Linked DNA regions of Homo sapiens: region 2 is linked to region 1. A link is an interaction called in ENCODE POLR2A ChIA-PET data of the cell type or tissue named here. Cell type or tissue: CD4-positive, alpha-beta T cell. All regions are shown on one strand. Each heading gives the region's core, and the rest is flanking DNA. Links, peaks and the distances in the headings are about the cores only. Region 1 overlaps CISD2 (CDGSH iron sulfur domain 2). Region 2 overlaps SLC9B1 (solute carrier family 9 member B1).

Region 1 (4,399 bases), core at 269-4,268:
CTGTAGTTTTTACTGAGTGGGTTCCTACTTCATTCGTTTCTCCCAGCAATCCTATGAAGTTAGAAGACTCTTTACTTTTCTTTGTGCCTTGAAAATTCTGCGCTCAAGTGCTTGAGCTCCTGGCTTCTCATTCGTTAGGTCTCTGCTTAAAGGTTCTTTTTTCAGAAACCTTCCCTGACCCCTTACCTAAAATTGCAGCCACCCTACTGCTTTGCCCCAGGTTAGTTTTTCTCTTATGTCATCCTTTATTTCCTTTATAACAGTTACTATAGTCTGTGATCATCTTGTTTATTTGTTCACTTGTTTATAGTCTCTGTCCTCTGAAATATATACCCTATGAGAGAAGGGACCTTATCTATTAGCCTGTATCCCCACATAGTGCAGTTTGTGGAGTGTGGTAGGTACTAAGTAAATATTGTTGAACAAATGAGCTTACAGTTGTTATTCCTGCTTTACAGACAAAAGAAACCTGGTTCCAAGTATATGAAAATCTGGATTTATACCACAGATAAACTGAATTAGTTGTTTACTGAAGTCCTGTTATGTGCAAATTACTAAGCACTGGTTACATAGATATAAATAAGACAGCTACTGTATTTGCATTTAGCACAGTATCTCTACATAGTAGGTGTATTAGTCTGTTTTCACACTGCTATAAAGGTAACTACTCAAGAGGCCAGGTGCTGTGGCTCATGCCTGTAATCCCAGTACTTTGAGAGGCCAAGGTGGGCAGATCATGAGGTCAGGAGATCGAGACCATCCTGGTCAACATGGTGAAACCCCATCTGTACTAAAAATACAAAAAAATTAGCTGGGTTTGGTGATGCACACCTGTAATCCCAGCTACTCAGGAGGCTGAGGCAGGAGAATCACTTGAACCCCTGAGGTGGAGATTGCAGTGAGCCAAGATCATGCCACTGCACTCCAGCGTGGTGACAGAGTAAGACTCCATCTGGAAAAAAAAAAAAGATAATACCCAAGAATGGGTAATTTATAAAGGAAAGAGGTTTAGTTGACTCACAGTTCTGCATGGCTAGGTAGGCCTTAGGAAACTTACGGTCATGGTAGAAGGGAGCGCAGACACCTTCTTCACAAGGAGGCTGGAGAGAGAAGAGTGAGGAGTGAAAGGGCAAGAGCCCCTTATAAAACCAGATCTCATGCGAACAGCATGGGGAAAACCACTCCCATGATCCAATCACCTCCCACCAGTTTCCTCCCTCAACATGTGGAAATTATGGGGATTATAAGAGGTGAGATTTGGGTGGGGACACAGAGCCAAGCCATATTATTCCACCCCTGGCTCCTCCCAAATTTCACATTCATTTTGCATTTCAAAATCAATCATGCCTTCCCAACAGTCCTCCAGAGTCTTAATTCATTTCATCATTAACTCAAAAGTCCACAGTACAGAGTCTCATCTGAAACAAGGCAAGTCCCTTCCACCTATGAGCCAGTAAAATAAAACATAAGTTAGTTCCTTTTAAGATACAATGGCAGTACAGGCACTGGGTAAATACACCTATTCCAAATGGGCAAAATTGGCCAAAACAGAAGGGCCACAGGGCCCATGCAAGTCTGAAATCCAGTGGGGCAGTCATTAAATCATAAAGCTCCAAAATGTTCTCCTTGACCCCATGTCACATCTGGAGAACACTGATGCCAGGGGTAGGCTCCCATGGCCTTGGGCAGCTCCTTCAAGGGCTGGCATCGAGTGCCTGCGGCTTTTCCAGATGCATGGTGCAAGCTGTTGTTAGATATACCATTCTGGGGTCTGGAGCAGGTAGCCGCCTTCTCATGGCTCTGCCAGGCAGTGACACAGTGGGGACTCTGTGTGAGGGCTCCAACCCCACATTTCCCCTTTGCACTGCCCTAGCAGAGGTTCTCCATGAAGGCTCCACCCCTGCAGTAGACTTCTGCCTGGACATCCAGGTGTTTCCATACATCCTTTGAAATCTAGGGTGAAGTTCCCAAACCTCAATTCTAGACTTCTATGCACCCACAGGCCCAACACCACATGGAAGCCACCAAGGCTTGTGGCTTGCTCCCTCTGAAGCAGTGGCTCAAGCTGTATGTTGGCCCCTTTTAGCCATGGCTGGGACACAGGGCATCAAGTCCCAATACTGCACAAAGCAGCAAAGCCCTGGGCCTGGCCCACAAAACCATTTTTTCCTTCTAGGCCTCTGGGCCTGTGATGGAAGGGCCTGCTGTGAAGACCTCTGACATGTCCTGGAGACATTTTCCCCATTGTCTTGGCAATTAATATTTGGCTCCTTGTTACTTATGCAAATTTCTGCAGCCAGCTTGAATTTCTCCCCAGAAAATGGGTTTTTCTTTTTTTTGGGGGGGCGGGGGGAAGGAGGGGGACAGAGTCTCACACTGTCACCCAAGCTGGAGTGCAGTGACACAATCTCAGCTTGCTGCAACCTCCGCCTCCTGGGTTCAAGTGATTCTCCTGCCTCAGCCTCCCGAGTAGAACTACAGGTGTGCACCACCATGCCCAGCTAATTTTGTATTTTTAGTAGAGACGGGGTTTCACCATGTTGGCCAGGACGGTCTCGATGTCTTGACCTCATGATCTGCCCGCCTCAGCCTCCCAAAGTGCTAGGATTACAGGCATGGGCCACCAGCACCCAGCTGGGTTTTTCTTTTCTGTTGCATCATCAGACTGCAAATTTTCCAAACTTTTATGCTCTGCTTCCCTTTTAAACCTAAGTTCCGATTTCAGGTCATCTCTCTCTCAAGTTTCATCAGTCTCTTGGGCAGGGGCAAAATGCCACCAGTCTGTTTGCTAAAGCATAGCAAGAGTGACCTTTGCTCCATTTCCCAGTAAGTTCCTCATCTCCAGCTGAGACCACGTCAGCCTGGATGTTATTGTCCATATCACTGTCAGCATTTTGGTCAAAACCATTCAATAAGTCTCTAGGAAGTTCCAGACTTTCCCACATCTTACTGTCTTCTGAGCCCTCCAAAGTGTTCCAACCTCTGCCAGTTACCCAGTTCCAAAATTGCTTCCACATTTTCAGGTATCTTTATAGCAGTACCCAACTCTCTGTTGTAGCAATTTACTGTATTAGCTTTCACACTGCTATAAAAGAAATAAAAACATAAAATAAAAATACTACCCCAAACTGGGTAATTTATAAAAGAAATAAGTTTAATTGACTCACAGTTACGCATGACTAGGGAGGCCTCAGGAAACTTACAATTATGGTGGAAGGGGCACCTTTTTCACGAGGCAGGAGAGAAGAGTGAAGAGCAAAGCAGGAAGAGCCCATTTTAAAACCAGATCTCATGAGAACTCACTATCAGGAGAACAGCATGGGGGAGATTGCCTTGATGATTTAATCACCAACCACCAGGTTCCTCCCTTGACGTGGGGATTATGGGATTACAATTTGAGATGAGATTTGGATGGGGACACAGAGCCAAACCATATTAGTAGATACTTAATAATTATATAGTAAATATTTAATTTTTATAGTAATAATTATATAGTAAAAATTTGTTTAACAATGAGAAATTGATTTATTCTTTCAGAAAATGTTTAGTAAGCACTTAATAAAAATCAGAAGGGGGGGATTGATTGGGAAAGTACTACAAGAGCAAACTTTCTGGGGCAATGGAAATGTATTTTGTCTTAGGTGGTGTTTATAGGTCCATATAGTTACAAAACTCATCAAACTGAGCGCTTCACAAACACAAAGCTTGGCCAGGTGCGGTGGCTAATGCCTGTAATCTCAGCACTTTGGGAGGCTGAGGCAGGCAGATGGGAGTTTGAGACCAGCCTGGCCAACATGGTGAAACCCCATCTCTACTAAAAATATAAAAATTAGCAGGGCGTTTTGGCAGGCACCTGTAATCCTAGTGACTCAGAAGGCTGAGGCAGGAGAATCGCTTGAACCCGGGAGGCAGAGGTTGCAGTGAGCCAAGATCATGCCACTGCACTCCAGCTTGGGCGACAGAGCGAGACTCCATCTCAAAAACAAACAAACAAAAAGCACAAAGCTCAATAAACTGAACTGTAAATTAAACACTTCAAACAAAAGTAAGTTAAATAAATTGAGCCAGACGTTATATAGACACTGGGGACACAGATGATCAGACAAATAAGGTCCCTGCCCTTGTATCTCTCTTTTTCTTTTATTTTTTATTTTTTTTATTTTTTTGAGATAGAGTCTCTTCTCTGTCTCCCAGGCTGGAGTGCAGTGGTGAGATCTTACCTCACTGCCACCTCCACTTCCGGGATTTAAGTGATTCTCCTGCCTCAGCCTCCTGAGTAGCTGGGATTACAGGCGTGTGCCACCATGCCCAGCTAATTTTCTGTATTTTTAGTAGAGTTGGGATTTCACCATGTTGGCCAGGCTGGTCACGAACTCCTGACCTCAAGTGATCTGCCCAC
Region 2 (4,399 bases), core at 112-4,111, 96 kb after region 1:
CTAATTTTTGTATTTTTAGTAGAGATGGGGTTTCACCATGTTGCCTAGGTTAGTCTTGAACTCCTGGGCTCAGGTGATCTGCTCGCCTCGGCCTCCCAAAGTGCTAGGATTACAGGTGTGAGCCACTGTGCCTGGCCAATCTATGTAACTTTTCATGGAAGGCAAAACTATAAAAAAAGCAGATCATTTGTTACTTGGGACTTGGGTAGGTGGGAGGGAGGATTTAATGCAAATAAGCATGAGGAAACTTTTTGAGATTATGTAAGTATTCAAAAACTGAATTTTTGTAATTGTTGTACAACTCTATAAATTTACCAAAACTCATCAAAATGTGCATTTAAAATAAATAAATTTTGTGGTCTGTATATTATACCTCAAAAAAGCTGATAAAATATAAATTGGAACAAAAGTACTGGAAAACCATAAGTTGGAGACAAATGAGGGTGATCAAAATTAATGCATCCTTCAAGATGAAACGTGATTTTAATTTTAAAATTAATTTTTTAATTACTTGTTAATTCAAGTACACATATTAAATTTCAAGGGTAATCGTGAATAGAATAGAACTAGAACATACAACTTTTAAACAAATAGAGGGGAAAAACCTTGATCAATCTAACAGAATGCATTGGGGAAAAGTATTAGAGAAATAATATGGTTAACAGAAAGCACAAAACATGATGACAGAAATAAATATAAATTTATCAATAACCACAATAAACTTAAATGGTCTAAATTAGTTAAAGACAGACACTTGAAGACTGGATTAAAAACATGAAAATCCAGGTATCACCTGTAATAGTTAAAAACATGAAGACACAAAATTCTGAAGGTATGAGAAGAGTAAATGATAAATAAAACAAATATTAACCAATATATGGCTGGTATAGCTATTTTCATATCAAAAACTATAAGACAAAAAACATTCTGAGGAATAAAAGTCATTATGTAAAGACATCTATGCAAGTAACAATTCAACCTTAAAATATATGAAGCACAAATTGACAGAATTACAAAGAAAAATGGCTAAATCCTCAACCTTGAAGAAACTTAAACCTCTGAGTCAATGAAAATCAAAATGTAGTAAGATTATCTCAGATTTTAACCACCGTATTAAAAAAGCTTAATTTAAAGGAAATATATAGACTTCCATATGCTCAAATTAGAGAATATATATACTTTGAAGCCTGATAAAGTCTTAGGAGAACTGAACCTATACTAGCCTATGAATCAAATCACAACAAATAAACAAACATTATAACATGTGGCTTATACTCTGTAACTAAAATGCAATTTATAATAGAAAAAAATGTAAATTTCTTTCATTTTCAAACTAAAGGCATACCTTAAATAATTTTTCAGTCAAAGAAGACATGAAAACAAAAATCAGAAGATATTTGGAAGTGAAATACTACATAACAAAACTTGTGAGATAGAGCTGAGGCAGTACTGAAAGGGTAATTTATATCTTTAAATGTTTATATTGAAAAATAGGGTGAAAATTAGTTAAGCGTCCACCTTCGGAAGTTTGGAAAGAGAAAAAGAGATTGGGCATGGTGGCTCAGGCCTGTAATCCCAGCACTTTGGGAGGTCAAGGCGGGCGGATTACCTGAGGTCGGGAGTTCAAGACCAGCTTGGCCAACATGGTGAAACCCCCATCTCTACTGAAAATACAAAAATTAGCTGGGTGTGGTGGCAGGTGCCTATAATCCCAGCTACTCAGGAGGCTGAGGCAGAAGAATTGCTTGAGCTGGGGAGGCAGAGGTTGCAGTGAGCCGAGATTGGGCCACTGCATTCCAGCCTGGGCAACAGAGCAAGACTCTGTCTAAAATTGAAAAAAAAAAAAAAAAAAAAAAAATCGGAGTAAACCTAAATAAAATAAATTAAAGGAAATAAGGCAAAAAGTAGAAATAGACATTAATAAACTATAAAACAAAAAAACAATAGGCAAGATTCACAAAACCAAATGCTGATTCTTTGAAAAGAATAATAAAATAGACACACTTCTGGTAAGATTGATTAATTAAAAAGAGAAGGCATAAATAAGCAATATTAGGAATAAAAAATGAAATGTAACATAAAATATGAGTGAAAAAATAAAGTGAATACTATAAATGACTATATGACAACAGTCTAAAAACATAAGTGAAATGAACAACTTCGTTGGCTACTATAACTTATAAACACTTAGTCAAGAAGAAATGGGACACCTGAATATTCCTGTATCTATTTTTAAAAATTCAATCAGTAAATACTTTCTCAGAAAACACCCACTAGTATGAGATACTTTAATATGAAAGTTCTACCAAACATTCAAAGAACATATAAATAACCACTATCACATCAAAATAATTTCAGAGAATGGAAAAAGAGGGAACACCTTCAATTCATTTTGTGAGGCTAACATAAATGCAATATAAATATTTAAGATCATTATAATCCAAGAAAATTGGAGGCCAAACTAAGCTTAGATACAAACATCTAAAATAAAATAATAGTAAATCTAGTAATGTATTCTAAAAAAATTCTGGACCCGTTGGGTACCTCAGGAATAGAAGCAAACATTTAACAGTTTGCCCAAGCAGCTTTTATTTTATTTTATTATTTTTAAAGAGACAGGGTCTTGCCCTGCTGCCTGGGTTGGAATATTGGCATGATCATATAGCTCACAGCATCCTTGAACTCCTGGGCTCCAGGGACCCTCTGCCTTAGCCTCCTGAGTAGCTGGGACTACAGGCACACACCACAATGCCTAGCTAATTTTAAAAAAGTTTTTATTTTGTAGAGATGAAGTCTCACTATGTTGCCCAGGCTAGCCTCAAACTCTTGGCTTCAAATGATTCTTCCACCTTGGTGCCCCAAAGTGTTGGGATTACAGGCATCAGCCACGGCACCTGGCCTGAGCAGGTTTTAATAAGTCACCCCATGTTTGGAGAATTTCTAACATTATTAATATTACTTTCCCAGTGTAGAAGCCAGGAACTCAAGTTTTTAAACTTCCTTTGTCATGAAGGCATAGACACATGATGAACACACTGCTACTGACATTAATTTCTGCTTTTATCTGAATAGTTGGTACCTCCAGGAAAAGGAGGGGAATGAGGTTGGAAAATAGTACACAGGAAGCTTCAACTATATCTATAATGATTATATATACATATATATATATATATATATATTTTTTTTTTTTTTTTTTTTTTTGAGGCTGGAGTGCAGTGGTGCAATATCGGCTCACTGCAACCTCCGCCTCCTGGGGATCAAGCGATTCTCCTGCCTCAGCCTCTTGAGTAGCTGGGACTACAGGTGCATGCCATGATGTCTGGCTAATTTTGTATTTTTTAGTAGAGATGGGGTTTCACCATGTTGGCCAGGCTGGTTTGAACTCCCAACCTCAGGTGATCTGCCCGCCTCAGCCCCCAAAGTGCTGGGATTACAGGTGTGAACTACCACGCCTGGCCAGATAATGTTTAAATTAGAAGGTCACATGCATAAATATGATATCTTGGACATTGATGAGACCACATAGAAAAACTATATAAAAAGAAAAGAGGAAAAGGCCCAGGTCTAAGTCCTGAGTGATATTTGGTATTTAGAAGTTAGGAAAAGAAGAATGGAATATGGAAGACAAGAAAGGAAGAAGCAGTGAGGGAAGAAGAAAACCAGTTGGTGCCTCAGAATTAGAAAAAAAAGACAAGTGTTTCAATAAGAGAGTGATCATTGGTGTCAAAAGCTGGAAAGATCTTGAATACGATGCAGACAGAAACGTTCACTGGATTTGGTTAATACACTTAGTCAGATAAACCCCAGCAATTTCACCAGTTACGGTCGTTTTCATACTCCAGAGATGAAGGATAACATTTACTAGCCTACGTAATATTCTAGGTCTTGAATGTAGATATCAGTATTGATTTACTTTGAACTTCTACTTTAAAATCAAGAAATTAAGTCTCTTCTGAAATTCAAAGATATTATCATTTCTTAACAGTCATCAATAGTTTTCATGACATCTCATTTGAAGCAATAACTAATTTATATTGCATTAGCTAATTTAATAAATGGTTTCTGAAAGACTATATGCAAGGATAGGTCCCAGTCATAAAGAGCTAATACCTGCTTTGAAGGAACTTACAATTAATTTAATAAAAAAGACAGAAATGTTGTACAAATTAAAATGGCATAAGTGCCAAAGTAAAACTGGAAAATCTGGAAAAAAATCATAGGTTCTTGAAAGATGAAATTTCAATAGGCAAAGATAAGGACATGGTAAGTTAAGGGATAGGATGGACACAGATATAGCAACGTGAAGTCAAGAGCACATTGAGAGGTAAGTAAATTTGTCCGGATGAAGTGAGATATTTTGGCAGGTGAGAGTGGAAAGAAAATTCATAATTGAAACATG

What was found. Peaks named below come from ENCODE experiments on the same cell type or tissue, not always from the same donor. Only the 100,000 strongest peaks of a DNase experiment are listed, where the experiment ranks them.
Region 2: POLR2A ChIA-PET joins it to region 1 with 5 read pairs; 3 of 35 experiments call an interaction of 5 or more read pairs at or near these places.

What each region holds. Positions count from the first base shown.
Region 1 is chr4:102,875,794-102,880,192 of GRCh38, forward strand. All of the region lies in intron 1 of CISD2 (CDGSH iron sulfur domain 2), which reads left to right. Among named protein-coding and RNA genes, the nearest start is that of CISD2, 9.0 kb to the left of the region's middle. In CD4-positive, alpha-beta T cell, for the core only: no CTCF peak of the experiment used is centred there; a DNase peak (open chromatin) is centred at 2,768.
Region 2 is chr4:102,972,409-102,976,807 of GRCh38, forward strand. The region is part of intron 3 of SLC9B1 (solute carrier family 9 member B1); the gene reads right to left. Among named protein-coding and RNA genes, the nearest start is that of SLC9B1, 45 kb to the right of the region's middle. In CD4-positive, alpha-beta T cell, for the core only: no CTCF peak of the experiment used is centred there; no DNase peak of the experiment used is centred there.